3 separate regions of the Homo sapiens genome follow, and all the other regions are linked to region 1. Evidence: read pairs that join two places in POLR2A ChIA-PET (ENCODE). Cell type or tissue: A673. All regions are shown on one strand. Links, peaks and the distances in the headings refer to the core of each region. The heading gives the core; the rest is flanking DNA. Region 1 overlaps GNAQ (G protein subunit alpha q). Region 2 overlaps GNAQ (G protein subunit alpha q). Region 3 overlaps GNAQ (G protein subunit alpha q).

Evidence for each region. Peaks named below come from ENCODE experiments on the same cell type or tissue, not always from the same donor. Only the 100,000 strongest peaks of a DNase experiment are listed, where the experiment ranks them.
Region 2: POLR2A ChIA-PET joins it to region 1 with 14 read pairs; 3 of 35 experiments call an interaction of 5 or more read pairs at or near these places.
Region 3: POLR2A ChIA-PET joins it to region 1 with 21 read pairs; 5 of 35 experiments call an interaction of 5 or more read pairs at or near these places.

What each region holds. Positions count from the first base shown.
Region 1 is chr9:77,815,664-77,826,579 of GRCh38, reverse strand. GNAQ (G protein subunit alpha q) reads left to right here. Exons shown (of 7, transcript NM_002072.5): 3 at 10,810-10,916. Among named protein-coding and RNA genes, the nearest start is that of GNA14, 170 kb to the right of the region's middle. In A673, for the core only: no CTCF peak of the experiment used is centred there; a DNase peak (open chromatin) is centred at 6,059; H3K4me3 peaks cover 789 bases; H3K27ac peaks cover 731 bases.
Region 2 is chr9:77,925,540-77,936,455 of GRCh38, reverse strand. The region is part of intron 1 of GNAQ (G protein subunit alpha q); the gene reads left to right. Among named protein-coding and RNA genes, the nearest start is that of GNAQ, 100 kb to the left of the region's middle. In A673, for the core only: no CTCF peak of the experiment used is centred there; no DNase peak of the experiment used is centred there.
Region 3 is chr9:77,880,081-77,890,996 of GRCh38, reverse strand. The region is part of intron 2 of GNAQ (G protein subunit alpha q); the gene reads left to right. Among named protein-coding and RNA genes, the nearest start is that of GNAQ, 150 kb to the left of the region's middle. In A673, for the core only: no CTCF peak of the experiment used is centred there; no DNase peak of the experiment used is centred there.

The DNA of each region.
Region 1 (10,916 bases), core at 3,256-8,255:
ACCATGTGGTACCATTTGGCACTTAAGGCGTGCCTCAGTTCCCTTGTTTAGACTTGTGTGTGTTGGAACTCATAACACAAGCATCTAGGGCATAAATTAAAGGGATAATGGGGAAAGAACATCAGAAGATCCCAGGTGCACGTTTTTTAATGGATTCTAGCCAGGAAGCTGAGAAAATGCCCACTGGTAGGAGTCAGATTCAACATAATTCTCAGTTCTGTGGAGAGTTCACAAGCTTCCTTATCACACAAAGCACACAACAAGGACACCAGCGTTATGGGGAGTTGGGCCTGGGGGTAGGGTGCAAACTCAGATTATTTCAGGGTCAGGCAGGTAATGAGAAGCTGGCCAGGTTCTATTCTTTGCCATAGCATTGTTTGTTTTTGCATTATAGAACACAGAATATTTTTCACTTTCATAAAAATATATGTACTCTCTCATTATTCTTGACAATAGTGGGAAGCTATTGGCAGCCTTCTTAGCTACAGCCTGTTGTCCTCTTGGAATATGGATGCAGTGTTGCTGGGACTTCTAATTTGTCAAGAGAATTAGGACATCTGTTTTTGGGGTGTGTTTTTTGTTTTTGTTGTTTTTAATGCTAAAGCTCTTAATTTTAGATATTGACCCCTTTATAAAATTTTGCTGTATCAGGTAGATGTGCAGACTGTTATCTCACATTTAGGCCTCTTATATCTAACCCAAGTCTTCCCCATGCATAGGTTGATCATAAGTCCTAGTTTGCCTGAGATACTTGTGTTTGCACCTGTTGTCCCAGCCTCCCGCCTGTTTAGCATTTATTCCAGTTTTTTTATTTTTTTAATGAAGCATTCTTATTAATAGCTGCATTAAAATAATCCAGGATGTTTTTAACAGACATTCACTTTGTATTTCTAGATTCTGCCTTTGCAGTTAAACAGACTTCTCACTTTACACTTGGTTGAGTCTGATATCCCTTCCCAGATGCATTGTTAACTGCATCTCTCTTTCAAAGACAGCGTGTGGGCATTCCTGCTAATATGGAGTAAGCTGGGACAAAAGTGACTAGGGGCAGCCAAACTCTTCCAGTCTGAAAGATGGTGGAGAAGCATGTGGTGCTGCTGCCTTTACCGTCTGCTTGAATCAGCTAGTCATGCTATGGTCTGGCGTGTAGGCTGCCAGGTCCACGAAGACACCACACTTCTGTGAGTAGGGTCAGTGGGCAGTTGCTAGGTGTATGTGAAATGTGTGTGGAAAATGAAGGCTGAAGCAGTCTTACTGTGGAGGTATGAAAGATTTTGCTTTATCATTTATTGTTTGGTATAAATCTGTTGTATTGTTTGATAATGCTTTTATTTTGCAGCAGATCTTTTTGGCCATAATAAGTTTTTTTAGAAACTTGAAAATGCATGTTTAACAAAAAATTAAGTACTGTATTTTTGTTTCTAAAGAAAGTTGATAATGTGTAATTCATATAAAATTATTTATCAGTACTTAACATTCACCATTGTAGCCATGAATATAATCAACCACACAAAATACGAAAGACACAAATCTTCTGCTTCAAGAGTTCGCTGTTATTTTCAGAAGACTGTGCCCAAAGATGACATTTTAGCATGTGCAGCAGCAGAGAATGCATTTTTATATCACTCTGTGAAGCATGACTTTTTGTTTAGATCAAATGACTTTCTTTCCGAGTTAATTTAGCTCATTTTTATTCCAGGTTTTCTTATGCATGTACAAAAAAATGAAGCAATAGCAATTAATCTGTTAATTCTCTTAGCAGAAGAAAAACTTTGCAGGTAATTGATGGTTTGTTTTTTCTTCATTAATTCATGGAATCGAGATGAAGCTTTTAGAAGTTCATGCTGATAAAGTGAAATATCCAACATGGTTTTGATTGCTACAGTAAATGCTTTTGCTTCTTTAAAAAATTTTAAAAGTCATTGTTCAAAGTAATGTATTTTGTGGTAATGATACGAGTATAATTTTTCATGGAGCATAGTGTCATGGTAAAATACTGTATGTATTAAATTAATAAACTAGTGGACCAGAAATATTCTTAGAATAGTTATGGCTCACACATAAATCACAGTTGTATCCAAACAAGCTGCAATAATCTATTTATGAGTTTCATCTCCTAAACATATTTGTGAAATAATACTATTCTGAACTAATACCGAAAGATAGTTCTATGAAAATATTTGAACTGAGATATTTATGTCTTTCCATTTGAAAAACATAATAGAGTGAGATTACTTACCATTCAGCAGACCTTGTTCTAAGCTTACCAAGTATCTGAACCAACAAGAGAGGCCGTTTCTGAATTAAAACTATTAAGGTCTACCAAGAAGAGCATGGTTGAAAATGTTAACAGTTTCAAATTTATTGACCTAAAATAGTTAAGGCAATTTTTAAGAATGTTACAAACAATTCTATGAAATAGTTAAATACATAATATGTCAATATTGAAAAAATATAGTTCTCTGAAGGATGTTAGGGACATGATGTTAGAAAGAGATATGGCTAAGAACATGACTAAAGTACATGAAGGTACCAAGAAAAGTATTTCTGCTCATTTTTTACTTTAAAATCTACATTGATTTATCAAAAGTTTATATTTTAGGAAGATTTTATATTTTGAAAAATTTTTTAATGTGCACACTTCCTTGAATAATATCAATGTAATAAAATAGATTTGCTGGTCAATAAATACTTTAAAGACATACAACATTGATATGGTTTGGCTCTGTGTCCCCACCCAAACCTCATCTTAAATTGTAATCCCCACTTGTTGGGGGAAGGGCCTCATGGGAGGTGATTGAATCGTGGGGACAGATTTCCCCTTTGCTGTTCTCATGATAGTGAGTGAGTTCTCATGAGATCTGATCGTTTAAAAGTGTGTGGCACCTCCCGCTTCTCTGTCTCTCCTGCTCTACCACGGTAAGACGTGCTTGCTTCCCCTTCACCTTCCACCATGATTGTAAGTTTCCTGAGGCCTCCCATTCATGCTTCCTATACAGCCTGCAGAACCGTGAGTCAGTTAACCTCTTTTCTTCATAAATTATCCAGTCTCAGGTAGTTCTTTATAGCAGTGTGAGAACAGGTTAATACAAACATTAACTGTTTTGGTAGCCTTTTTAATACTCAAAAGTGTTAGTAGACTATAACTATATTATTATACTCTCAGTGGAAAGTTAACAGTTTCTCAGCAGTGGTCCAGGTAACTTTTTACACTTCTTATCTATAATATTTTCAAAATTTGGGTCTTTATTTAAAGTGACAAATTATATAACTTACTACAAAAAAACCAGGCCTTGTAGGATGTGAGTTATTTTCCTTCCCTTCTTCCTACTTAAATTCTAGGCCAGGCGTGGTGGCTCACGCCTGTAATCCCAGCACTTTGGGAGGCTGAGATGGGCAGATCATGAGGTCAGGAGATTGAGACCATCCTGGCTAACACGGTGAAACCCCATCTCTACTAAAAATACAAAAAATTAGCCGGGCGTTGTGGCAGACGCCTGTAGTCCCAGCTACTCAGGAGGCTGAGGCAGGAGAATGGCATGAACCCGGGAGGCGGAGCTTGCAGTGAGCCGAGATTTGCCACTGCACTCCAGCCTGCCAGCCTGGGTGACAGACCAAGACTCCTTCTCAAAGAAAAAAAAAAAAACAACTTCTAAATGCTTCATTACCGTTTTTCATAGGATAAAGAGGTATTGTTTTTGTTTCTTTATTTTTATTAATGGAACAGTTTCTGGCTCTGTTAAAGGGGCATTTAAGCAAGGTATTCTAAAAGCTCTATTCCTTCCCCAAGATTCTAGGAAAGTGAGCCTTTTACTTTCAGTTTTTCCTAACACAATTTCTTGAATGTCTGAAGCTTCAGTGGTCAGATTTCACATGGGATGTTCCAGAAAGATGATATTCCCTATGTAAGACTCTGAAATTCTTGGGAGCATTTGGGCCTTTTTTTTTTTTTTTTAATCAAAAAGCTTGTTCTTTTTATTTTTTCGCCTGTCTGAATTCTACCAACTGAACAGGGAAATCTTCTTTATCTGTTTTTCCTGTTGTCAAATAAAATAAAATTCCAAACCAGCAGCAACATACTCCTCTGGTTAATGAGATTGTAGGAGCACAGACATTACAAAGGACTAAAATGATTAGGCTTTTTCTGAGGTATAATATCAGGAAATGAACCACATAACATTATGTGATCTCAGAAATGAAGATGATATGAATCTATAAAGCAGGCATTTACCTATTATGCCAGGGTGGGGAGAAATCAGTCAATGAGTTGTTTTGTTGGTATAAAATCAACCTACAGTTGGTTGTTAGGGGTCTCAGTCTCTAGTCAGTGTTTTCAAAACATGATTTAATTCACCAACAGTCTCGTCAACAGATCTGGAGGCAAAAAAAGCTTCCATGGTCAAACAAGTTTGGAAAATTCAATAATATCCCCAATGCTAGGCTCATGGATTTATAGCACCTTTCTAGGTAAGGGCCATTGCCTTTTTATAACTTCTGTGTTCTGCAGCACAGACCTCTGTTTGACTATTTATAACCATTATTCTCCCCATTCTCTTACTTGGACTTCAGAATCCATTTGTCAAATACCTATTAACATTCCAATTAACTTAGTTTTCCATTAACTTAATTTTCCATTAATTAATGTTCCTCAGATATTCTTTGAAAGTAGTCATACAGACCATACCCTAATTGTTTTGAATTTTAATGAATATGCATATCTTTAATCTCTCTTTTCAATTTTTTTAAATCAACTGTGACTTTGTATAAACTCTCTGAAGATAAACTAGTTTTTTTGGTGGTATTAATAATGCATACATACATACACACACACACACACACACACACACACACACACCCATACTAGGATAGTACAACATCATAATTATGAAGATAATAGTAGAACTTCAGAGAGTGCAAAATTTTAAATTGTACCCCAAGATTTTATAGACCTGAAGGCAGTGTTCTTTGTAATGGAATTATGTAATTATATCAATCAACATACTCTGGAAGTGTTTGATGTAGGTTTTGCCATGCTGCATCAAGCATCTGACCTACAATGTCATTGATACTGATAATTATGACATTACAGACAAACATGAAAAAGGAAAATGTTAAGCAAAGAACCAAATAGAAGAATATTTACATGGAAAATGGTAGTGGTAGGGCCAAGAAAGAGATTGAGTTCTCTGAAAAGAAAAAAAAATATATTTTAAACAATAAAGGAGGGGTATTTCCTTTACCCAAGAAGGAATCCCCATTCTATGTTAGAATGAGCAAATAAAGCCTATAGGCCAGCAAAACCAAGAGGAGAATTGTAGTTCCAGCAAATGTTTTTTGGGAAAGACAGTATAACTATAGTCATTGATTATCTTGGTGACCATAATGGAGATTAAAAATAAAAATCTAATGATAGAAGAACAAACTTAATAATGAGTTAATAAATCAGTTTGTGAAGTCTTAATGAAAGGATATGTGGCAGTTTAATAAACTTTCTTCTCTAACATTGTAATCTAGAACATTGTATTTAACATACATTCTCTATTTTTCCTTTTCATCATTGTCTTGTGTATTGTCTAACACATGAGCGATAAATATTTGTTGAAATAATTATTAATGGTACTTTTGAGATACCACAAGATTTCATAGTAATTATAATATTTTGTACTAGGCATTTTAGAAACATCTCTTTTACTTTTCCTAACAGCCCTACAACAAATTGTTCCATCTTATAGATGAAGAAACTGAGGTTCAGGAAGGTTGAGTGACTTGTCTAAAGACACAGGGCTGGTACATGACAGAGTTATTATTGATACCTGATTTGGTCTCAGGCTGTTCAAGTTCTTCCTCTTTGCTACTGTGGTTCCCAGAATTACTAATTTGAGATTCAGTAGTCTCCATCTAATGCCAAGTTTAAGAAGGACATGGAAGCTTAGTAAAGGAGAATCAGTAGATCCTTACCACTTAAAGACTCCACACAGAAGATCTTTCGTTTTCATGAGGGGCTTCAAAAGGCTGTGTCATGTAGTAATTTCTAATTTTGCTGAGCCACATGTTGAATCATAAGTGTGGAGAGGCTGTTTTATGGGAGTGAATCACTCACAATGAGAACCCAGCCAGCAGCAGTTCAGTATGACTTTGCTGTTCTTTGTCATTTATGCAGTAATGCTCAGAAAAAGATAAAACAACAACTGTCACTCTGCATATAATGCACCTGAAAGGTCAGGGTTCAGGTTCTAATGAAGTCAGAAAACGTGAAACAGTCTGATAAATACAGTTCACGTCCAAGTTTTCTGCAGGAGATTTTATGCTAAGCAGTATTTGCAAATTTGAGAACTCAGAGATCTATTATCCAGTCAGGGCCTCCAGACTGTAATTTCACATTTGAGCAAATTTAGGCTTCAGTGACTTTCCCAATGTCACAAGAATCTAGTAGGTATTTGTACCATGGTTTATATTTTTTGTACTATTTTTCCTTTTTTTTTTTTTTTTTTTGCATTTTAAATAACTAGTAGCCTTAAGTGTCTGGCTCTTCTTCGAGTATTTTATATGCATTCTGTAATTTATCCCTCTAAAATAAGTGCTATGATTACCTCCATTTAATGGATTATGAGAGGGAGGTAATTAGGAAGCAGAGGTTGAGGATGTTAAATAGCTTGTACAAGATGACAGTCAGCTAGTACTGGGTGGAAGTGGAATTACAACACCAGCAGTCTTGTCTCAGCATCCATCATTTCACTCTGTACTTCCTTTGAGCAGAAGAAAACAAAACCAAAAAGGCTGAGGGTTTTTTTTTTTTTTCCACAGTCCATTTAGGAGTTGGTGATTTTTTTCTTTAGAGTCAAGTGCCAAAAGGAAATAAGCACTTAGAAAAAAAGTAGGAAGATGTGTGCTGCAGTTCAGAATTGAGATGAAGTCTGATGCTGGCTTGCACTTTTTCTGATTTTGAGGTCTTCTGTGTGTGTTGGGCATCCCTTCAGACAGAGCAGGCCTAATAAGCTGGATATTTGTGTCTAAGAGCTTCCACAAATGTGGAAGTTACCATTTGGCTTTCTACTTCTGGGTAGGTGTGACATTCCAGTCTAAAGCCGCCTTCAGCTGTTAATGAGATTTTGAAAATCCTTCCAAAGTGACTATGAGGTCTTTTTCATTTCACCTAAAGGCTTGGCCTGCTGTGGGCTGGGTAAGACCCACTTTGGTAGGACCTCAGTTCCTCCTTCCCTTTGCAGAAGCAAACATGGAAACATCAACACATCGAAGATTTACCTGAATTTTATGACGACTGAATCTGAAAACAAGACATTACCACATTGGCACATCTTGCGGTTTCCATGTGGTCTTTCCCTAGAATTCTGCCAGAGTTCCTGAGAGTAGCTACTTAGTTCTCACAATGTTCCCTCTAAGCCTTGCCACCAGCTTGCTAAGAATTCTGAAAGCTAGCATTCATCATTATTTCCACCCAGTATATTTTAACTGTAACTTAAAATGAAATAGAATTATATTTTACATTTTGTTTATGTGATTCATTAAATCATACTAGGTATTTTTGGGTGTTTTTTTTTTTTTTTTTTTTTTTTTTTGGAGAGATGGTATTTCTCTCTGTTACCTAGGCTGGAATGCCGTGGTGCTATCATAGCTCACTGTAACCTTGAACTCCTGGGCTCAAGTGATCCTGCTGCCTTAGCTTCCCAAGTAGCTGGGACTACAGGCACATACCACCACGCTCAGCTAATTTTTCTGTTTTTTATAGAGATGGGGTCTTGCCATGTTGCCCAGGCTGGTCTTGAACTCCTGGCCTCAAGTGATCCTTCTGCCTCTGCCTCCCAAAGTGCTAGGATTACAGGCATGAGCCAGCATGGCTGGCCCTCCCTTGCTTTTCTGTGCACAATGTTCAAAATAAACAAGATAGTCTGTTGTAATTGACTTGTTACTTGTAATATTTGAGGTGAGTTTTTTCCTTTTCATCATTGTCTTTTTCATTAATAATTGTTTAATTTAGCTTAACTACTTATAATTTTTACTACTATTTCACATTCGACATTTGGACAAATAGAAAAAAAGTATCTAATTTATCTTCCTACTCTAACATACTAGAAAATATTGTTTCCACATACAGAACTTTTTTTTTTTTTTTTTACAAAAAATTGAGAGTATTGCATTTCCATTGGGAACGTTTATATGCACAATTTTAAAAATCTGTATATATTTTGTAAAATGCTGTCATACTTTTAAATAACTTAGAGAATCTGAGATGAAAGCTCTTACATAAATGCAAATTATGGTTGATTATATTTGAATGTCATTTTCCAAAACAGCAAGGATGGAATGAAACAACAAAGCTTAGGAGGCAGTAAAAGTGACTTAGAAATTCCAACCTAGGTGAAGGCAACATGGTGATTGCTCTGTTTTTGAGGGCAATATTCTCTCTCAGTTTTGATGGAGGTTGACTTCTGAGTAACGGGTTTATAGCAGAGACAAATATAACTTACACTGTAGAGGTTAATTTGAATTCAGAGTCAACATGAAACTTTCTCACAAGACAGTTTTTTTTTGTTTTGTTTTTGTTTTTGTTTTTTTTGTTTTTTGCAGTCAAAAGAAAGTAGCTTCTTTTAACTGTGAACAGCAGTCACAGTTTTTAAAAAGTGCCATGTTTATTTTGTCCATGCTGCTTTTCCTTGGAGGGATCATTCATCTTCATCTTCACCCGCCAGCTAAATCCCACCTTCTCTCTGACACCTCGTTTGACCTCCTTGGTCCGTACACAGTTGCACTTAACACCATCCCCATGCAGCATCGCTCATGTGCGTATGTAACTGCATTCTGTTCTATATTCTCAGTTATTGTGTGACATAGTAAGTTCTTGTTTTGCTCAGTGGTACTGGGTGCTCCCAGAGGGACAGTGTCTTAACATTTTGGTGCTCTGTGCGTTGTAGATGTATTCATTATATATTTACAATCATACAGCTTATGGCTAGATGAGCTCTTTGGTGATTTGGTTTAATTGCCTTTTCTTATGAACACAGAAAATTAAGTTATAAAGAGGAAAAGTAGTTTCTCCTAAAGGTTATGACCAGTGTTATGGGTAAAGCCAGAATTAGAAGTTAGAATGCCTAATTTCTAGTGTAGTTCAGTTCCTCCCTCCCTCCCTCCCTCCTTCCCTTCCTTCCTTCTTTCCTTTGTTCCTTCCAACCAACCAACAAATATTTATTGAACATCTACCACTTGCCAGGCACCTTGCTAGGCCCTGATTATGCGGTGTTGAGCCTATCTTGGAACTTGGAACTTAAACCATGATTAGAGAGAAAGACAACAAATATTACACTGCCTAAGAGGCAGAGCACAGCAGTGGGGATTCATTGAGGAGCCAGTGATGCTCTGTTTTCAAAGGGCGAGTCTCAGAGGGGAACGATGATTGAGGTGGGCCCCACCTGGCGTGGGATTCAGGAACAGGACTCCAGGCTGGTAAGATTGTGGGTGGGAGAACACGGAAGATTGCCTACACAGGGACTCAGTACAGAAAGCAGCTACAGGGATTCATTTTCCAAAATCAGAATACCAGCAAGAGCTAGGGCTTCTCAGTTACTAGATCCGATTGTCACAGTCAGAACAGAACAAATAAGAAAGGTGATTTCTTCAGTCTTAGTGTGTTGAGCTTCCTAAAACCTTAAGTCAAGATTAGTCTATTGGCATGGGGCCCTTCTCACACAAGAGAAAGGAAGGAAGGTAAAGGCCTAACATGGATCACATTTATTAAAATTCTATCTGCTTAATACTCTTGTGAAATGAATAGTTTGGCCATGATGTCATCATGATAGCCATTCCCTAACCTTGTTTAGAAGTTTGTATTTCTATACAAAATCAGGATTGTTTCAGTAATTATCAGCCATCTGCCTCCAGTGTCCAACACAATTAGTTATTTGTGCTTAGTTGCATATTTATGTATATATACTTTGTGTGTGTATATATATATGTGTGTGTATATATATATATTGCATTCCATAAACCTTAGTTTGATTTGGATTGTTAGGCAGTCGTGTATTCCGGCTAATTTGAGGGTTGACCATAAAATATTTTCATTGCAATCTTATTTTTAAAACATTTTAATCTCTTTATCTCTTTCCTGCTAAATGAATATAGCCAAGTTATTTTACATTGTTAAAAAATTGAATAGGGCGTACTCAATCTGGTAATATAGATAAGGCAGATACAAAACAAATATTTTGAAAGTTTGGGTGCATAAGAGTGGAGGGGTAATTGTCATTGTTGTCCAGATTAAATTATTACTATTAATTGTTCTTCTAATGGTTTTACGCCCTGTCCTAAAAGTGAACTAGAGAAGCTAATCCTGATTAGTTGAGGATTCTGATTGAGTTTCTGCTTAGACATACAACACCCATAAGCTGGCTATATTATATGTTTGATTATAATAAACTATAAACATAGAGGGGATAATTACTCCTGCCTCCTTTTCTTTTAATAATAACATTTTAGGATTATGATAATATGTGAAAATAGTGGTATGTGTAAGCATAACATTCTTATTGTTTTGATGGGAGAGCTGAATACGCCACCTTCCTCTAGTTTCCTCTAATCAATTCTAAGTAGCATCAAGGTTTACTCTAGAGGGAAAGATTTGGGACTGAGTTCTCTCTAAGAAAAACAAAAAATATGAAACATGACTTTATTGTAAACCAGTGTAAAGACCAGTATATGAAGGAAGGTGTTACCTGAATTGTATATAATGTAATATGCAAAGCAAAGAAAATTTGGAAAGTAATAGGGTATTAAAACTGCCTTTTTTTATTTAAACAGGCTCATGCACAATTAGTTCGAGAAGTTGATGTGGAGAAGGTGTCTGCTTTTGAGAATCCATATGTAGATGCAATAAAGAGTTTATGGAATGATCCTGGAATCCAGGA
Region 2 (10,916 bases), core at 2,839-7,838, 110 kb before region 1:
TTCTGATCGTTTTTTTAAAGACTAAAACCATGTTTATTATGCTTCCTCCAATGTTATTTTTATGTATTATTGGGTCGGTGTATTAAAAATAAGGTCTGAGTATATACTGCTATAATTCAGACAGCATTTGTTGGGTCATGAGGCCTAAACCAAGAACTAATCCAAGAGCCATACATTATATCTTGGGTTATGATATCTCTTCCCCTTTAACTCTAGTTTTTGCTTCTTGGATCACTTCATGGGTTGTAGAACAAGAGGAGAGGCTCAATTTAAATTAAGAGGCAAATTGGTTTCACTTCCTCGTTTTTCAGGCAAATGGTAGGAAGTCATCATATGTGCAGGCTTTACTAAACATTAATAAAATGCACCGATGTACTTTCTTTAACTTTACTTTCTCAAGGAGTAATTCTGGTTGTAAGAGTGTCCTTTCTTATTTCCTGCCTGCTTGTTATACATTTCAAGGTGTGATACTTCCGAGCAAAGAGATCCTTCCCTTTGCAGGAAGAAGGCATATTTCCATGTGCAATTTACTTAGTAGTAAGGAAACCCGCATTTATTTATTTTAGGCTTAGGTTGACTATTGCTGTTTCTGAAGAAACTGAAGGGGAAAGATGGGAAGAGAGACTCCTGCTCTGTTACCATTTTGTTGCACGTCTGTTCCTGTCACTGGATTGAATACTGGAGGAACATAGGGCAATCAGGTGAAATAAATTAGAGGACAAAATTTAAATTAATGAAACAGCCCATAGGGTACCTTTTTTAACTGGCTGGTGAAATCGTCTTGACATCAAAATTGGTGGTACCAGATGTTGCGCCTGTCTTTTGGACAGCACATGTGGAACACACAAGAAGCATCTTTGGACTGCTTTGGAGTAATTATAACCTAAAAGAACAGGGACATTTCATGTACCTATCTTCGAAGTTCTCTGAGCATTCGCTACCAAGGGGCAACTTCCTATCTCCAATGGCAAATGTATTGGCTTTTTACAAAAGCTGAATCTTAAAAAATTTTTTGTTTTAGGAGAAGTGAGAACCCAACTGATTTCCTAATGCATCTCTTTATGACGTAGTTGGATTCTCCCAAATAGCCATTTGGAAATGATACTTTCAAGAGTCCTTGCTGGGTGGTTTAATGCCAATAATGAGACCCCCCAGCAGGTACTATGGTTTTTGATCAACATCAACATTTCCCCCCAAGAGAGAATTTTAAACTTTAAAATGTGAACAATGCAGAGGTTTGGCTTGCTTGTACATGTGTGTTCTAATCATGCTCTTTTTCTTCCTTTAAGAAAAGGGAAGTATTTCTTTGGGTATAATTTTCTTATTTTTTTGAGACAGCATCTCACTCTGTCGTCCAGGTTGGAGGGCAGTGGTGCAATCTTGGCTCACTGCAACCTCTGCCTCCAGGGTTCAAGTGATTCTCCTGCCTCAGCCTCCAGAGTAGCTAGGACTACAGGCCCACACCACCATACCCTGCTAATTTTTGTATTTTTAGTATTGACGGGGTTCCACCATGTTGATCAGGCTGGTCTTGAACTCTTGACCTCATGATCCACCCACCTCAGCCTCCCAAAGTGCTGGGATTACAGGCGTGAGCCACCGCACCCGGCCCTAATTTTCCTTTTAACTGACTATTAGATGCCACATGAACAGTGGACTTCTAAAAGTCCTTAAAGGTCAGTAACTGCTCTGCATGTGCAGATTCAGTAACTTTTGTTTTCCATGATACTTTCTGTCTTCCAGATCCTTTTGTGGTTGTATGCGTATTAGGCACACTTGGAACATATATAAGTCCTTCTTAGTATTCTCAATGTCATTATTTGAAATTACTGGGATAATATTAGCCCAGAAAGCATGCCATGTTCTGCAATCTGAAAATCTGCGTATTTTTTGAGACTTCCTAGATCATTGCTTCTCTTAACTGGGGCAGTACTTGGCTGGCTCCCTCTAGCACCTTAATTCCCCTACCTTGAAAGATAATTATTTTTAGAGGCTCAAAGTGAAGAGCCACGTGAGTAAAAGCAAAAAAAAAACTTGACATATTAACCTTGAAAGAAGACTACTGTAGTTTTTAGTCAACTTATTTGAATTATTATTTGAATATATACTAAATACTAGGTGACGTTCTCGTGAGAAATTTAATAGTTGTTAATGCTGTTTAACAATATAGAGAGAGGGAAAATGATCATAAAATCCAACGCTGGAGAGAACCCTTGAGGTCATCCAGGCCAATTCGCTCATCCTCAGCTCTCATTGGCCAAGTGGCTATGTGCGGATCGTTGTCTCCTGTGGGCGGGCTGGGAGGGCCCCTGACTTCAGCTGATGTTCTTTCTGTGCCGCACCTCTGCCTGTAGCTGATCTCTTGATGAATATGCAATAAGGTGGAAAATGGCATTTCAAATCCATCTTAGGCCTTTTCCTCTGTTATAAATGTAATTTGTTGTTCTCTTTTGAGGAGGGCCACATGAGCTGTTCTATCCTGAGGAAGTATTTGCAGGGTTAATAAGGAAATTCAGAGTGCTTTTCAAAAGAGCGTCCCATAATTTCCCAGCCGCTGCATTTTTAAAGTGTGCAATTTATCTTTATGTGTGACCTAATAATCTGGATTGCGTGTGTCACGTTTTTTATTATCTGGAAAAAAAATGTTAAATTCTGTGGGTGGTGTATTAAGTTTGAAGGGTCCTCGCTGCTTAAAATCTGTTATTATTATGACTTTATATTTTTATATCTTTCTGCTTCCCAAATAATGTTCAGGGAAGTCCCGGTTTTCTCTAAAAGAAGTGTGCATGTATCAATGGTGCCACTTTTTTTTTTTGAGACAGGGTCGTACTCTGTCACCCAGGAGTGCAGTGGTACAATCTCAGGTCACTGCAACCTCTGCCTCCTGGGCTCAAGTGATCCTCCCACCTCAGCCTCCCGAGTGTCTGGGACCACAGGCGTGCACCACCCCGTCTGGCTAATTTTTGTATTTTTAGTAGAGATGGGGTTTCAACATGGGCTGGTCTCAAGCAATTCACCCACCTTGACCTCCCAAAGTGCTGGGATTATAGGCATGAGCCGCCGCTCCTGGCCAGATGATGCCACTTTATAAATGTGTGTGTGTGTGTTTGTGTGTCTGTGTGTGGAACTTAGAGACCAACAAGTTTCTTACCTTTTCTTTAGCTAAGGAGATTTATCTCATAGGAAGTGAAATTGCAAATCAGGTTTTGCAGCCTGCTCTGACTCACACATTAGCAGAAGACGGTCAGTCATGTCTGTGTCCTTGCCTTTGAGGCCCAGAGAATGTAGGACACAAATCGCATCCTCTGTTTCATCCTCCGTGGGTAGTCTCCATGTCGATGCAGTGAACTTTCTAGGTGTACGAGAGTGCTTTTCATTGGGATGAATACACATTTCAAACTTAACCTCCTCTCTTTGCAAACTCTTTCCTCTTCAGGCTTCTCTAAGAATCTAGTGCCTCCATCCATCAAGCCAGAAATCAACGAGTTCTCCCTATGTCATCTCCTCCCTTTTTCACTTCATCCATCTCCAAACTATCCCTCCCCTTGTCAGCCCCACACAGACTTTTTTAGGATTTTTTTTTGTTTTGATTGTTGGAATACCCTACTAATTTGTTCTTAACAGTCATCCATTCTTTACCTAGCATAAATCAAGGCCTGTTACTTCACTGGTTCAGACTTTCCAAGGCTGTCCAGTGCACTTAGAATAAAATCCAACTTGTTTCCTAAAATATAATGCTCCAGGTGACTTGGCCATTGCAACTGTAGCCTGTGCTCCTGCCGTGCCTCCTACCTCTGCCATCCAGCTGCTGTGCCACAACCACACTGACCCTCTTGTACCTGCAACATGCCAGCTAAATATGTTCCCACCTCAGCCTCCAAGTCAGCTGGTCAACTGCTTGGAATGCTGTTTCCTTCTAATTTTCTTGTTGCGGGTTCTTGAATATTAGTTTTAATGTACCTTCTTAAGAGGGTATCTCAAAGCAGCAGTCAGGTCACTCTGTATTTCATTGTCGTTTAATTCTTTAGCGCATAGCACTCATCTCCATTAGATATTTTATTATTCATCTATCAATAAATCATCTGCTCACACTTGCATGTTACCTTTGTGACAGTAATGACTGTGTCCTGCATCCTTGATACTGGAAGAATGTCTGATATGCAATCTATATCCAATAAAATTAAGAATAAACAATTCAAGCTAAAAATCTCCAAACACTATGAATTTAAATACTGAAATGCTGGTGATGGTTATCTCAGTTATTTTGGGAATGGAGAATTTGAGTCAGGGCTGAGACTAGATAAGGTGAATAAAAGCACTTGCCACTGGATCAAAACCAAAGGCAGCTTCTTAGGTGCCAATATGGTGCAACATAGTTCTGTTAATGATCCTGTCTTTATTTTATTCTTTGTGAATTTTGGGTATTAATTTTGACTTTTAAAAGTATTGCATTAAAATATTATTTCTCTTGACTACTGAGGTTTTGTTGTCCCCCCACCCAACCCTGCCCTGTAGCCTTTTATCAGACTACTCTCTCATTTTTGCACTTGATTTTGCATTGTAAATTATAGCTAACATTTATTGTCTATTTCCTACCAGGTACTGCTTTACTTGGATTAACTAATTGAAAACTCAGAGCAGAGCTGTAAACTAGGTGGTGGTATTTGCAGATGAAGAAGCAGGCTTAGAGAGGACAGGTAATTTACCCAAGGCCACAGGGCTATTAAGAGGAGGAACTGGAATAGGTAGCATATGCATAATATGTAGGTAGGAATAGATGTATAAAGTGGAAGAGAGATTAGAGTCTTTAACTTCCTGGAATATTTTCACTACTGTTCTTGAGAGTTCTTTTTTTTTTTTTGAGACAGAGTCTCACTCGCTCTGTCACCCAGGCTGGAGTGCAGTGGCATGATCTCGGCTCACTGTATACTACGTCTCCGGGGCTCACGCCATCCTCCTGCCTCAGCCTCCTGAGTAGCTGGGACCACAGGTGCTTGCCACCATGCCTGGCTAATTTTTGTATTTTTGGTAGAGATGGGGTTTCACTGTGTTAACCAGGATGGTCTCGATCTCCTGACCTCGTGATCTGCCCGCCTCGGCCTCCCAAAGTGCTGGGATTATAGGCGTGAGCCACCGCACCCAGTGAGAGTTCTTTAAATAAATTGGCAGTGAGCAAAAGTCTAATGCTTAGGGATGGAAATGCGGACCTGCTGGTTGTGTAAGGAAGAGAAAAAGAGGGAACAGAATGAATGTCATTGAGATGCTTGTAGGACAGGGACCGCTGTCCTACAAGCATCTCAATGACATTCATTCTGTTCCCTCTTCCCATTTTGTTCCCATTTTGGCAACAGAGACCAGTTTTTTGGGCAATTTTTCCAGGGATGGGGGTCGGGTCGGGGGGTTGGTTTCGGGATAAGACTGTTCCACCTCAAATCATCAGGCATTAAATTCTTACAAGGAACATGTAACCTAGATCCTTCGCATGCACAGTTCCCAGTAGGGTTCATGCTTCTATGAGAATCTAATGCACAGGAGGGCATAGCTCAGGCAGTAATGCCTGCCACTCTCTTGCTGTGCGGCCCGGTTCCTAACAGTCCAGTGACTGGTGCTGGGCTGTGGTCCTGGGGGTTGGGACTGCTGCTTTAGGACACTTAATATGCTTCATATATTTTTTTGATCACCATTTAGCAGCACATTAGAGGATATGAAAAAATTTCCTATTGAGGCCAAACACTCCTGAGACCCTGTGACCTTAAAGTATGTAATGACTTTGAGAAAAAGTTTTTTAGTAAAAAAATCACTGCACACCACACATCAAAATATGTATGTTTATTTTGTTAGTTAATTGTAAAAGGTAAAACTTTGAAACCTAGAATAAAATATATATGTTTGAGCCTTTTTAAAGACATAAATGAAAGAAATCACTAAAGGAAAGCTTATATGAATGACTGTAATCGTTTCTTTCATAGTGCAAATTTATGCATCAGTTTTGTCAACAAATGAAAATAAAATGACAAATTGGGGAAATATTTGTAAATGAGCATTAATTTTGTGTTTAAAAACTACATTGTTTTAAAAAACGAGTAGGAAAAACAGCAAGTCCTTAAATAATTAAAATGAAAGGGCAAGTTCATAGAAGAAATAGAAATGGACAAGAAAAGTATGAAGCATGTTTCTTCTCAAAAGATGTAAATTAAATTTAGTTCAGTCTCTCAAATTTGTAGGGGTTAAAAAATATAGTCTTTTCAAAAGTGAGGTGGGGGATGGGTCTGTGGATGTGTCAGCTGGTACAGTTACAGGACTGCCAGATCCTGCACAAAGATTACATCCTTGGTCTAATCACATTTCTATGATACTCTCCTAAGGAAATGGAGATTCAGGCAGAGATTTTTGTTCAGGGGTGTTTATCAGAGCATTATTTACAAAAGCAAAAAATTAGAATTGCTCAAAATGTGTTATGACAGGGTAATTTTTAAATTATCACACATCTTTATGTTGTTTTTCAGATAATCATTATTAACCATTTCTGAAGAATAATTAGTATCAGAGAATAATTGTCATAGTATGTTAAGCGAAAAATAACAATAAAGTATTGTTGCAGGTTTTAAAAAAAAATTTTTGTGTGTGTGACAGGGTCTTGCTTTGTCGCCCAGGCCAGAGTGCAGTGATGTGATCTCTGTTCACTGCAGCTTTCGCCTCTTGGGTTCAATTGATTCTTCCATCTCAGCCTCCCGAAGGAACTACAGGCGCACATCACCACACCGGGCTAATTTTTTTTTGTATTTTTAGTAGAGACAGGGTTTCACCATGTGGCCCAGGCTGGTCTTGAACACCTGACCTCAAATGTTCCACCCACCTCGGCGTCCCACAGTGCTGGGATTACAGGCATGAGCCACCGCACCCAGCCTGTTGCAGTTTTATTTTAGAACAAGAACAGGAAAAAGTACATTTACCTAGAAAAAAAAGACTGGAAAGAAATATATCAAAATGTTCAAGTTTTAAAATAATTTTCTATAACAAATATTTGTAAGTTTTATTAATAGAAAAAATGTTTAGTGTATGAGGACACAAGATCAGGAGCTCTGGACAGATAAGAGACCTTGGTAGGTTCCAGTCTTACCTTCTCCCTCATTAGCTGTCAACCAGCAGAATCTTTGAATGAGTTGGTTCCCTCCTTAATGAAATCAATGGGTTCAGGGCTTCTCACACCTTTTCTCCAAAATACATCCAGAGGCAGAGAGAGTGAACATGTACTCTTAGGGGAAAGAATAGGAATAAGTTGAGCAGATTGGCTCAAAGTAACTTGCTGAACAAGTTTTAGCATGAAAATTCACATAAACTTCCTGTTCTCCAAATTATACTGATGCTAGTTTAAAAAAATTTTTAAATTGAGATATTTATATACCATAATTTACCATTTTATTTTTATTTATTTATTTAGAGACAGAGTCTCACTCTTGCCCAGGATGAAGTGCAATGATGCGATCTCAGCTCACTGTGATGTCCGCCTCCCTGGTTCAAGTGATTCTCCTGCCTCAGCCTCCTGAGTAGCTGAGATTATAGGCGCCTCACTACGTCTAGCTAATTTTTGTATTTTTAGTAGAGACGGGGTTTCACCATGTTGGCCAGGCTGGTCTCGAACTCCTGACCTCAAGTGATCTGCCCACCTTGGCCTCCCAAAGTGCTGGGATTACAGGTGTGAGCCACCATGCCGGACCTAAAATTTACCATTTTAAAGTGTACAAATTTATGTTTTTTAGTATATTCAGGAAGTTCTGCAACCAACTGATGTTAGTTTTTAATACACAAATGTTTACTACGGGCACTCCAAGAAAATGCTCTTGTACCTTTGAATAACCTTGTATGATCAAGTGACTCTTCTGGGAGGATTTTACCACACTGAGAAGTCCAGGACTGACATGACCTTCTAATACTTTCAGTGAATGAATTTTCAATGTGTTTTGCCTGTCTTTTCCTTTAAAACAACTTAACTGGATTAGTTATTATTAATAGTCCTGGTTACCACTAAATTACATGTCCAGTTTCCACTTGTAGTTGGTTATACTAAATTCAGTTCTGTTCTGTGTTAAATTTTAAAAATTGTCTGGGATCTTCTGCACGACCATGCTGGGGACAAATGGTTAATTGTATTCAACTCTTGCCCTCAACAGACAGTCATGAAAAGACGGGAAGTTATGGCAACTTTGGTCTTAGAGCTGCTGTGTTTCAAATGCAGGATTTTAATCTAAGTAGAGGAAAATGTGCAGAAAACAGAATACACATATTTTAAAGTAGATATAGCCTGGAATGTGGACAACACATGGATTGAGTTTTGACTCAGTGTTATTGAATACTTTTTTCTTTGCAGGTGTGGATTGATGATGTGCTTATTGGTAGAAAATTTCTCCTTAAAATTTCTAGTTCTACTTCATCCAAGTGTATGTGAAAGTAGCCCAAGTTCAGATGAGGTGGTGCTGAGATTTCATGTTTCAAACTCCTAGCTTAAACCAGTGGACCTGAAGTACAGTTACTCTATAATTCAGCTCCATGAGTCTTGGGTTTTGTTCTTGGCTGTTGTTTATCTGGGTGCTGACCAATTAAGAGAGTGGGGTGGGGGCATTCGTCCTGAGCCTTCCCATTCATTAAGATCTTCAGATTAGACTTCTGATAGTTTGACAATATCTCCAGATACAGTCATGAAAGGCCCTGGCAGTGTGAAATAAATATATTCATTGTGTAACTTTAAATGCCACAGTTTTGGTAACTGTTTTGGCATAACAGAGACCCTTGAAAAAAAAAAGTAGAAGTGGTATGGGCTTCCCTCAGTCTGTGAGAGGCCCTGGTAAGGTGTGTTTTCTGCCCCCACCCCCTTTTTTTTCTTCAGAGTAAAGATGATAAACCATGTAGACCCTTGAAGTTCCTGGTAGTATTCAGTGATTGTTTTCCAGAGCCCTTGTATGGAAATGGGCACCACCATCCTTCGGAGCAGTGGCAGTAATAACTGACATTTTTTAAGCATTGAGCAATGCTTCTGTATATGTGGTTTGGCCTTGGCAGCTCTTTTGATAACATAATAGCCCAAGAAGCCAGTTTAAGTGAGAGAAGGAACCAATGAGTCCACGATTGCTTTCAACAATAAATGCTAATTTATTACCATTAAGAAGGTACATATGATTGGATTTAAAATGGTCATTTTACTATTTGCAGACTATATCATGCAAATAGGCAAAATAATCATTGTAAACATATATATGGCTTATGTGAATCAGACACATAGAGTAAATACAGATTTTTGGCAGAACTTGTATGTGGGAATCCTGTTGTGTTGAAAAGATCTTGGGGGGAAGAAAAGGCCTAAAATGGAAGCATCAGATTGTGTGAGAGTGTGTGTCTAATGTGATGTATTCTAACAGCTTACAAATTGATGCACTGTATCATAGTATATTGAGTTTGTGTTTGATGTTTGTTCTGATGGAAGGAGATGTGAATGAACTGGAGATTGCTCTCTGTGCTTTATCCTGATCTAGCGAATAGGGAAGAAAAATTAGTATTCCTTATAGCCAATTACGCACACTGGATGAAGTGGCCTTCTCATAGCATGGTTCTTAAATAGTCTCATTTCTGGGTAATCTCATTTCTGGGTATTTAGATGAGCTGAGATAAGAAAAGGCAGAGTACTTGCCTGAAGGTACAAATAACTTTTATGGGGATATTTTCAAGTCATATTTATATAGGCCATTGAAAGAGCAGGGTTTTTTCTGGGACTCACACCCTTGTGTGTGTTCATTTGCTTGTTAAAGTTATTAAATGACTTGATTGGAGATATATTTAAATTAGCAAAAATGAGATCCTTATCCCTCCCCTAGATATTTTATGTAAGGGCTTGTCACCAGATTTTATAGTACCAGTGGTCTTGGAAGCAGAGTCATATTTCTTTAGATTGGTCAGAGTTATTTGTGCTTTTCATTGCCCTATGCTGTGAAAAGACATTAGTCATCACTGCATTCTTGAAATAATCTACTAGTAGAAAAGTCTGCTTTTTTTCATTCAGAGATAGAGAATTGTGAAGTCTCTTACAGTTTTCATTTTCATGTGGCCTTAGGAAACAACATAATTTTATGTAATTTGGGAACAGCTGTTTTTTTATTATACCAAAATTTTTCATACTAATCAGGACTAGATTGTTAAAATGGCCATTTCAAACTCAGAGAGTATGGTATAATTCTATAAAAATAGGAGAATGACACATGAAATTTGGCTTACACATTTGTTAGAAATAATTCATTTGTCTCTGTCATAGAACTGTATGGAACAAAGAAGCTGAGTTTTTTTCTTTGTTGATGTTTTAGTCCATATGCATTTGGCCTTCCCTATTCGCGGGTTCCATATCCATGGATTCAACCAACATTGGATAGAAAATATTTTTTAAAAGCCATAAAAACAATACAACAGTAAAAATAATACAAATGACAATACAGTATGACAACTATTTACATAGCATTTACATTGTATTAGGTATTATAATTTAGAGATGTTTTAAAGTATTTGGGGGATGTGTATAGGTTATATGCAAATATTATACCATTTTATATCAGGTACTTGAGCATCCTTGGGTTTTGGTGTCCAAAGAGGGAAATCCTGGAACCAATCCCTTGTGGATACCAATGTATGACTCTGGTTTTTTGGCTGAATTCTGTTCTAGTGCCAAATAATACCTTAATTTCCTACTTTTATTATTCTGCCTACAATATTTGCATCATACAGATTTTTCTTACGTGAAACTTTGCCTTCACTTTGAATTCACAACATTTGTATAATAAAATGAAAATGTGAACATTAAGTTCTTGAGTGAAATTTACCTGGAATTTAGGGCTGGTCAATTGGAAGATGGCAGCAAGATTCAAAATGGGTCCCTT
Region 3 (10,916 bases), core at 3,577-8,576, 64 kb before region 1:
CTTTTGCATTTCTTCCTTCTCCTACTCCTCCAGGGAGACAGAGTCTCACTAGCTTGCCCATGTTGGTTTAGAACTCCTGGCCTCAAGTGATCCTCCTACTGGGATTGTAGGCATGAGCAACTAAACGTGCCCCACCTATACCATGACTTTTGAGTAAGATACTACCATCTGACGAGTCTCTGGGCAAATGATTGAAAACTAAGTATCCTGATCATGTCTCCTCAATGCATTTTTGATGGAATTTTTGTTACTAGAGCTATGCTGTTGTTTTTTTAGACAGAGTTTCACTCTTGTTGCCCAGCCTGGAGTGCAATGGTGTGATCTCGGCTCACCGCAACCTCCGCCTCCTGGGTTCAAGCGATTCTCCTGCCTCAGCCTCCCAAGTAGCTGGGATTACAGGCATGCGCCACCACGCCCGGCTAATTTTGTATTTTTAGTAGAGACGGGGTTTCTCCATGTTGGTCAGGCTGATCTCGAACTTCCAACCACAGGTGATCCTCCCACCTCGGCCTCCCAAAGTGCTAGGATTACAGGCATGAGCCACTGTGCCCAGCCTTGCAATGCAGTTTTATGACACGTTTCTAATTCTCATATTTCTATGCCCCCTCTATTTTCAGGATGAAATAAGAACATTTAGAAAATGAATGCTACTAAAGCTTTCTTAGGCATAGCTTAAGTAATGCCAGATGGCTTCGATAAATTATTATGAAGTCTTTCAGTCAAACTCTCAAGTTTTTTAGGGGTCTGGAAGAAGTACTGTGGAGGATTCTAGGAGTATGGTATGCCAACCCAAATAACCAATACAAAGATATGTGCGAATCGGCAATTACATTGGGAACAGAATTAAGATACATTATAACTAAGATAAAGTATTTCAAAATTTAAACATTTAAAATAATTTTTAATAAAGAATAAAGTAGAAAACTTACAAACCCATGTCTATTTGAAGGATTAGCTATTATGTGTTTTGTAAGCGAGTAGATAAAAGGAGTAACTAACTTGTAGTTTTACTTGTTTTTAGTATGCATATTATAGAATGTTTGCATGTAAAATTAATACAATTTGACTTTGACAAACATTTCGGATAACTGGAAAGATGGAAGCAAAAGCTTCATTTGGGATGAAATGTCAGTTTATTAAAATTTCTAGGCCATGATAATTTAAGAGTTTGGGAAAAAACCAAAAGAACAGGTATAAAGATAGTTGTGCATTTGGTTAGAAATAAGCGGTGACGTATTTTGACAAAGAGAAGCATACTAATTGAATACAGTGGGCAGGACTCATTAGAGACTGTGATAATAAAGGGAAGAGAAAAAACAAGAAACATTTCTGCCTGGTATCAAGAAGGACTTAACACAGCAAATTGGAAATGAACTTGCAGCATCACTAGGGATCTGGAAGGATCAACATGTGTCCAATAAGCATTGGACAGTTGATCCTTCTTTGAGAATATTCTGAAAACCCTGCAATTTACAGACAAAAGCAAGATGCTAGAAACAGATCAGAAATGAATAAACATCATAATGAGACATTAAACAGGATTAAGGATTTTTTTTTTTTTTTTTTTTTTTTTTTTTTTTTTTTTTGAGACAGGGTCTGGCTTTGTCGCCCAGGCTGGAATGCAGTGGCAGGATCTTGGCTCACTGCACCCTACGCCTCCCAGGCTCACGCAGTCCTCCCACCTCAACCTCCTGATGAGTAGCTGGGACTACAGGCACGCACCACCACACCCGGCTAATTTTTTTTTTAAAAGATGGGATTTTGCCATGTTGCTTAGGCTGGTCTAATTCCTGAGCTCAAGCAATCTTCCTGCCTTGGCCTCCCAAAGTGCTGGGATTACAGGTGTGAGCCAACATGCCCAGCCTCAGGATTAAGGAATTTTTTTGAAATGTTTAATTCAGTAGGTATGGCATGACTAAGTAAAGTGAAGGAATCAAAAGTTGTTTTGAGGTGTATTTAAAAGATGATATATGGTGCTTCAAAGGAAACTGGGCATTCAAGTTGTAGAATGACAAAGAGGAGTTCAAGCTTATGGGAAGAATGAAAAATTTTTTGATTTTCTAATTTGATTCTAAATGTCATGCTGAAAATGGAATCTCTTCCGTGTCCTCTCCCCTACTCTGAGGGAGCAAATGGCTTTAGTGCTTTGATGCGTCAGACACTCAAGGGACTTTGCTAGACTAATTGTTAGTGAATAATCCAGAGGCTCCCATTCTGCTGCTCTGATTTACAGGAATGATTATTTTCCTCATCTTTCTCATAAACCTCACTTTTTTTCCAAAATCTGACACTCTTCTCAGCCAGCGTTCCACGTGAAGAATAAACAGACTCAGTCTGGATTTTTCAAGATTCAGAGTACTTTTTTTAAGGCAAGCAGAACTCCAACCTTAGGATAACTCAAAATAAGGTTTAAATGGTAAAAGTTCATCTTGTCCTGAGGCATTAGGGGATTGCGACAATGAGTAGACATTTTAAATATTTTCACTCTTATAGCAAGCCACTTTTCTCCTTGCTGCATTTACCCCACTCTGCTCAGGAAAGTTGTTTAGTGAGCTATTACTGCTATACTTTCCTATTTAGATGTTTTCTCTGGGAACACTAATTTTGAAGGTCAAGAATTCCAGAAGTCATTCAAGAATTAGTATTCTGAAATCTGTGTAGTAGCAGGAGGAATTATTGCCAGTGATCTAGAATGAGGATTCTCAAATGTTTTAATCTTAGCACCTCTTTATATACTTAAAAAGTTATCGTGGATTCCAATAATGAGCTTTTATTTATATTTATTTTATTTTAATGTCTATTGATATTTATGTTATTGGAAATTAAAATTGGGACCCCATCAAAACAAGTGTGTGCAAACACCCATTCCATTAGCCATCAGAAAGATGTCATCATTGCATGTCTTGAAACTGCATTGTGCAGTCATGAGAGAATGTGAGCAGTAAAGGCACAAAATGTCTTAGTGTTAGTGTGAAAGTAATTAGGCATCCCGTACCCCCTTCAAGGGTCTCAGCAGTCTCCAGGAGCATCCCGATTACACTTTGAGAACTACTGATCTAGAATAATTGCTAAAAGAATTATTCATGTGCCAGTACTTGGCTCATAATGTCTTCAGTAAATATTTATTGAAAGGGTGTGGACAAAATGATTAAGAGTGCAACAGAAAGAAGCCTTGGGGAATAATAGTGTGTGTGTATATGTATATTAAAAACATGTTATATGTAGCATGTGATATGTTATATATTAATATAACATCTAACATGATTTATAGTCTTTTAATATTTCTAAGAATATATGGTAGAACAATAATAGGAACATTCTGCTTTAACTGGGGGGATTAGAAGATTAATATTCTCTGAATCACAAGCAGGCACTGCTGGAAGTTCACTAATAGTGCACTCCAGCAAAATGCCCACAGTTTATCTGGTGTTCCTTACCTATGTCCATGGACACAAAACTACATATAGAACTGCAGAACCTCTTATTGTCTTTTGAGATAGAAATGTATGGAGTAAAGCAAGCAAATAGTAAAGCAAGCCTAATAGGCTGGGGCTTGGCCCTAAAAACTATTTCCTTATTTTCTTTGATAAATGAAGGTAAAAGGAGTATTAAATCCAGTTTGGGTTTGAAATTACAGACTAAAAGAATAGGTAAATTTGCTTTACTGTCTTCACCCTGAAGTATAGAAAATGAGTCTTCAGTTTTTAGTAACATTGAATGTATCTGCCATTATTCAGGAATCTTGATTCATTAAATCATCAGTCAAAGCAAGCTCAGAGCTGTTTCCCAAACATGGGAGACCCTGCTCAGCTTCTCTAAGCAACTGCATATTTTATTTTATTTTACTTTATTTTATTTTACTTTATTTTATTTTAGAGACAGAGTCTCTCTGTGTCATCCACGCTGGAGTGCAGTGGCGCAAACTTGGCTCACTACAACTTCCACCTCCCAGGTTCAAGAGATTCTCCTGCCTTAGCCTCCAAAGTAACTGGGACCACAGGCACCCGCCACCACGCCCAGCTAATTTTTTTTTTTTTTTTGTATTTCTTTAGTAGAGATGGGGTTTCACTGTGTTGGCCAGGCTGGTCTTGAACCCCTGACCTCATGATCCCCCTGCCTCAGCCTCCCAAAGTGCTGGGATTACTGCCATGAGCCACCGTGCCCGGCTGCGTATTTTATTTTTTTGGATGGCTAACATGCTAAGCTGTATCCATAGCCAGATAGATAAAAGGTTCATGAGCCAGTAGCTTTTCTTTACAGCGTTTTTTTGTTTATTTGTTTGATTGCTTTTATTGTTGTGATTGTACAGCCAAAGATGATATTCAGTTCACAATAAAGTTTATTTTACATCATTTACTCTTTCATTTGTCTTGTAAATACTGTATTGTCAAGTGATAGAAATTTGTCCTACTAACCAAAATATTTCCTGCTAACCAGCCCCCTTTGTTTTAAGCCAATAGAATCCTCTTTTTTAAAAAATTCAAAGCTCATTCCAGGAGTCTGTGGGGCGTTCTTTCTGAACTGTAGCAATTCATAATGCTCCCACTTTCTGGGGAGAAATGGTTGGAACACTAGAGATTAACCACTAAGATGCTTTTTTTTTTTTTTTTAAGAGCATAGCTCTAAATTTAAGAAATCAATTTAATAAAATGTGAAATGTGTAAATATATTTTCTGACAGATTTCTCCAGATTTGTTTAATTTTACAAATTAAAAAATGGCTGTGACCGGGCGTGGTGGCTCACACCTGTAACCCCAGCACCAGAACTTTGGGAGGCTGAGGCTGGTGGATCACCAGAGGTTAAGAGTTCAAGATCAGCCTGGCCAGCATGGTGAAACCCCATCTCTACTAAAAATACAAAAATTAGCCAGGCGTGCCTGTAATTCCAGCTACTCAGGAGGCTGAGGCAGGAGAGTCACTTGAACCCAGGAGGTGGAGGTTGCAGTGAACCGAGATCGTGCCACTGCACTCCAGCCTGGGTGAGAGAGCAAGACTCTTGTCTCAAAAAAAAGGTCCTGCCTTTCTTTTTAAATGCCAGGGAGACTGTATTAGAGCATTTAATAGATCACTGAATTATATTACAATTTTAAACCTTAAGGGGAAGGCTTTTATTTTTATATCAGCATTTATTGAATTTGAATGTAGTTTCAACAAAAGACAAATTTTCATGTTGATAATAACACTTTTTTTTTTTTTGGTCCTTGTTCTTGTTCTTTCTCTTCCTAGTTTTCTCTTTCAATCTCATTAAAAAAAAAAGTTTTAGGGAAATGTAAGTTGTCCAAAATTATGAGTGATTTTTAGTGAATTTGGAAAGAGGCTTTTCTTTCCATCCGTACTGAGACAGTAACCTCAGATTTGGGGCCTGGTATTTCAAACTCTTAAAAGCAAAGGATTGTTTTTGTGGGCTGTAAATGTAGAATGCTGTAGCTACTGGGAAAGTTAAACAGAAATCTAATTTATACTTTTCTCCCTTTCTGAACTCAGTTGCTAAAGCACAGTTAACTCTCAGAGAGTTGTGCTGGACAGGGCCGACCCTGTTGGTATGTGTTTGCTTTTTTCTCCCCTTAACAAATAGAAAGAAAATAGTTCATTAAAACCTACTACCCTCACTTTTCAGCAAAGCTCACTTAGAATTCCAGTTTGTTCTTGGAGTTTTGCTTGCATCCTCATTTTCACCTGGCTGTGTGCCTGGCTGGTCTCAGCCTTCCCCGGCTCCTTGAGCTTGCTGACTTCCTGAGCTTGAGTAGAGTTTAGGCCTCTGTCAGGGTACTCCTGCATGATGAGGCACTGGGAGGTTCCAAAAAAGACCACAACTTTGGGCACATTTCTTCATTGCCCTTACCTCTGGTTTTCTTAGCTACAAAATGAAGGTATGGGACAAATATCTCTAAAACCCATCCGAAACTCTGTTATTACTGTAACAGTAATAGTCCCTGACTTTGGACAGCTTGGTATAGGCCAGGAATCTGTGTAGTCTTATTTAGTCTTTAGAAACCCAGCAGGTGGGTTCCATTATTTTCTCCATTTTACAGATAAAGCTTTGAGAAATGGGTGTATTTCCGCAAGATCACAAAGCTACAAAGGAGAATAGTACTTTCTTTTCAAAATCTCCCTCTCTGAACTCTGACACCTACAAGGGATTGCTGATTCTTGACCAGTTTCTTAACTCACAGTGCCCTTGGGGCATTGACCTCTCCCAGGTAAAATGAGACATTTATAGTTAAGGGAATGCTGATTGAAACTTAGACTATGATGGGGTAGATGGGTGTACTGAGATGCAAACTATGCTTCCCGAGTGAACAGCCACAGCCTGTCCTCCTTAGGAAAGAATGACCTTATTAAGAGCAGCCACCAATGATGACAACAGGTATAGGTGGAGTTTTAGCTTCAGTTTGAGGGGGTGGGGTGGAGAACTTATTCTCCAGGCATCTCTGGCTTTGCAGCTAGGATTCCTAACTCAGATTCCTAACTCCTTATTCACCATTATGGGAAGTCGCACTTTTGTTGCAGCTTGCTTCGTTCATTGTTTTCTTTCATGCTTTAAAATTTTTTCCCGCTTGAAATAAGCCTTCTTTTGGTTTCCTAATAGTCGTTTGCATTTTCTCTTCCTCTGAAATATAGCAGAACAGAGAAGTCAGGCAAAATGGCCAGCAGACTGATTAGAGACAACTGGCACATAGTGGTCCTCAAGGCAGCTGGCTCAGCAGGCAGATTGGATTAGAACAAGCCTTCACACCCCCACAGGGGCTTGCCAGAAGCAAGTGCTGGAGGAGTCACCTACACAGCTTCAGAGAGAATCTTTTTTCCCCTCCCAGTTCCAACCCTGAGAGTGTTTCTGAAGCTATAGAAATGCTAGTAGCTCTGAGCATCTTCTTGGGCTGGCTGTCTCTTTTTGTCAGTTGTTGCATTATTTGCTTCTCACCCAGAGCAGCCACCCATCCTGAGATTTTATCTGCAGTTAGAGAATTCTCCCTCCATTTCTGTTTTGAGGGCATACTTGTTGGTCAAAGACATCCTCTTGTCTTCAGTTAAACCTGTTTTTCTGAAATACCAAAATCTTGAGAAGAATTTGAGAGCCTGTGACAGTGTTAAATAAACTTGGCAGTTTCTACTTCATGAATTATCAAAACTACTTTGGTGGGCAATGAACAGGGAACAGAGACTAGACAGTTTGGATTTGGAGTAAGTGGAGGAAGCAAAGATAGGGTGTGACCACATGGGACAGAGCACATTTTCCTAGAGACCAAAAACTCTGATTGTACCCTGGTCCACAGACTCAGTGCAGAAGCAGGTATATTAAAACCCAAGCCTTATAATAGATACTGGGAATGCCAAAAGCGAGGAGAGTGGGGGCGGGGGCAAGGGTTGAAAAATTACCTATAGGTTCAATGTTCACTAGCTGGGGAATGGATACACTAGAAGCCCAGTCCCCGCCAGTATGCCATATACCCATGTAAAAACATGCACATGTACTGCCTGAGTCTAAAATTAAAACAACAACAACACAGAACCTAAGGTTTGGAAAAAAAAAAAAAAAACTACCCCCTTTTTTCTCTGTCAGAAGTAACCACTGTTCCTCAGCCTACCTAGAAAAGCACTCTACTCTGATTCATAAGTTTCTTTTCTCTAAATCAGGCAATGAGAATGAAGGTACATGAGGTGTCTGGATGTTTTTGATGCTGCTGTAACCATCTGGAGACTCTCATATAGGGCACAGTGTCACTTCCCTGGCCACTGGCAGAGGCTAGGCTAGCTGGGGACACACTGGAGAGAGTCAGGGTAAAGACTTATTTATAGAGAGAAATGGAGAGATGGGACATCAGTTATATTTCAGTTAACTGCTGGAACATGTCCCTACTTAAACTTCCAGCGACTATGTTTTTCCCCGTAACTTAAACAATTTATTTCACTAATCACATCTGTTCTCTTGTAAGATGGTTTCTTGGGTTAGTAAGCTGTGAACTGAAGTGTTTGCATTTTGATTTTAAGAATTTGCTTTTTTTCTCAGAAGGGTGCTAACTCTTTTAGACATGGCTTTGATATATGTGTTTGGTAACAACAATAGACTTATTGGTATGGAAATCATGAGAATAAGTTAAATGCTCAGATAGTTTCCCTCAGAAACAGTAACATATTCCTGTGTATCTCATCTGCACAAAGGCACTTTAAAAATAGTTTATTACAAAAATAATTTAGACAATACAGACAAGTGAAAACGAAAAAAAAAATCCCATCAAGTGTCATTTCCTGATAGGCTTGTGAATACTTCTAAAATAGTATCTTTCTAGTTTTTTTCCTATGCTTTTTTTCTATCTCACCAAAAACTGGATCTCAACACATCATTTTTCATGAACCTCGTGGTGAATACCATTCCATGTCATTTGGCCATCTTCTCTAGCCCTGTGTTAGTGGCTGTGGACTTTCCCATTGTATATCTTTAAACAGCTCGCATAATCAACCCAGGTTGTTGGACATTTAGATTATCTCTGGTTGTTCACCAGTATAAGCAGTGATGCGGTGAAATTCTTGAAAACCTTTTATCTTGCTTGTTTGCAACCTTTAGTTAAATTCTTAGAAGTGTAATTTGCTGGGTCAAAGGTTTTGCCAAACTGCCGTCCAGATGGCTTATTTTTTTAAGCTTCTGGGTTCAATTTGGGTTATTTAAATACAAGATCTGGAACAGTAATTCTCATCTCCCATTTTATTTACCACTTTTCCTATGTTTGGGGAAAGAGAAAAGAACCTCAAATCAACTCATATATCAGCAGGGTCTTCTGGTTTTCATAAAATTATGTATAAAGCTATGGCCATAAACTCATACTGCTGTTTTTTTATTTGTTTGTGTTTGTTTGTTTGAGGGGAAGGGAGTCTTGCTCTGTCTCCCGGGCTGGAGTGCAGTGGCTCGATCTCAGCTCACTGCAACTTCCGCCTTCTGGGTTCAAGCAGTTCTCCTGCCGCAGCCTCTCAAGTAACTGGGACTACAGGCGCCCGCCACCATGCCCAGCTGATTTTTGTACTTTTAGTAGAGATGGGGTTTCACTATGTTGGCCAAGGTGGTCTCGAACTCCTGACCTCAAGTGATCCGCCTGCCACGGCCTCCCAAAGTACTGGGATTATAGGCGTAGGCCACCATGCCCGGCCCATAATGCCATTTAGAAGAATTCTTGGCAACTGATTCAGTCAGCAGCAGTTTTCAGACTTTGATCCTCTGTACACCTTTGGTTAATACCCATAAAAACTCAATGAAGGACAAGAATTGGGCAGAACACAGATTGACTGAAAACACAGCTGTTCTGTTAAAAAATAATCAACCAGCCAGGCATGGTGGCTCATGCCTGTAATCCCAGTGCTTCGGGAGGCCAAGGTTGAGGGACAGATTGAAGTCAGGAGTTCAAGGCCAGCCTGGGCAATATACTATAGCAAGCCCCTGTCTCTACAAAGAACAGAAAAATTAGCTGAGCATGGTGGCATGTGCCTGTAGTCCCAGCTACTCGGGGGGCTGAGGTGGGAGGATCACTCAAGCCCAGGAGTTCAAGGCTGCAGTGAGCTATGATAGCGTCACTGTACTCCAGTATGGACAACAGAGCAAGACCCTGTCTCTTAAAATAATAATATTCAACCAATGGGACACTTTTCATTTATTCACCAGTGAGCTTTTGGCCCTGGCCACGTGCCAGGCAGTGTTCGGGGTGCTTGGGATACGTCAGTGAACAAACCAGACAATGGCTCTCTGCCGTTGTGCAGCTGACATTGTAATGTGTGTCTGTGTAGGTGTGAATATATTGCCCGTTTTGGGGGGGGTGCGGCATAAAATAAATGGTAAACATAATTTGTGTAGAAAAAGGTCTATATTATGGGAACAAAATAGATAGTAGTGTCAGGGGCTTGGGACATATACAGAATGAAGTAAGATGTCAGCCTCACTGAGATACTAGCATTTGGGCCAAGACCTGTAGGTAGAGAGGGAGCATGCTAACTCCTATGGTGAGCCTGGCAGGGACGTGCTGTGGTCCAGAACTTCAAGGTCTTCAAGCTATTTTTGCACACCCATAAGCATAAGCCCAGAATATATTCAGTCCCAGTTCCTACTTCGCTCGTGGTCCTCTAAAGCACTGTCTTCAGCCTCAAACCTGTCATGCAGGGACAGACCCTGGGAAGCATGTCCTTTCCATGCAGTGAAAAATACTCCATGCAGTGAAAAACACACTCCAGGCATAATGCGTATCAGCAGGGGCAAACTAACAGAAAATGAGTTGTTCCAGAAGGAACAAAACATACTTCATGATGAAGGCAAATTGTTTTTCACACTTAGCTAAATAGAATTTGGGATGTGGGGTGCCATGTGCAATTAATGAAGTAGGCTTTCTCAAATGAAAATATGCCACCCTGGGCAACATAATGAGACCCTGTCTCAAAAACAAAAAAAACAAAAAAAAAAAAACAGAAAAAATCATCCAGGTGTGGGGCACATATCTGTAGTCCCAGCCATTCAGAAGGCTGAGGTGGGAGGGTCGCTTGATCCCAGGAGTTCAAGGCTAAAGTGAGCTAGGATCACAACACTGCACTCCAGCCTTCCAGTTTAGGTGACAGAGTGAGACTCTGTTTCTAAAAAAGAAAAGAAAATACGGTCCACCAAGATATCTTGACTTACTGGCTGTCTTACCTGTGTGAGAAAGGGTATAAATAATTCCACTGGAGAGTGGAACTATAAACATTATTACAAATTCCTAAACACTAAAGAATCAGACAGGACATATTTCTGAGCTCTTTCCTTTTTTATGGTGGGGAAACTAAGGCCCAGGGAGTTCAGTGAACAGTTCAGCTGCTTCTCACAGCAGGTCCCTCCTGGGGCCACGGTATTGCCATCAAGCTTCCTTGTTCATTAGAAGAGCTGACTGATTAATACATTTCTAAAT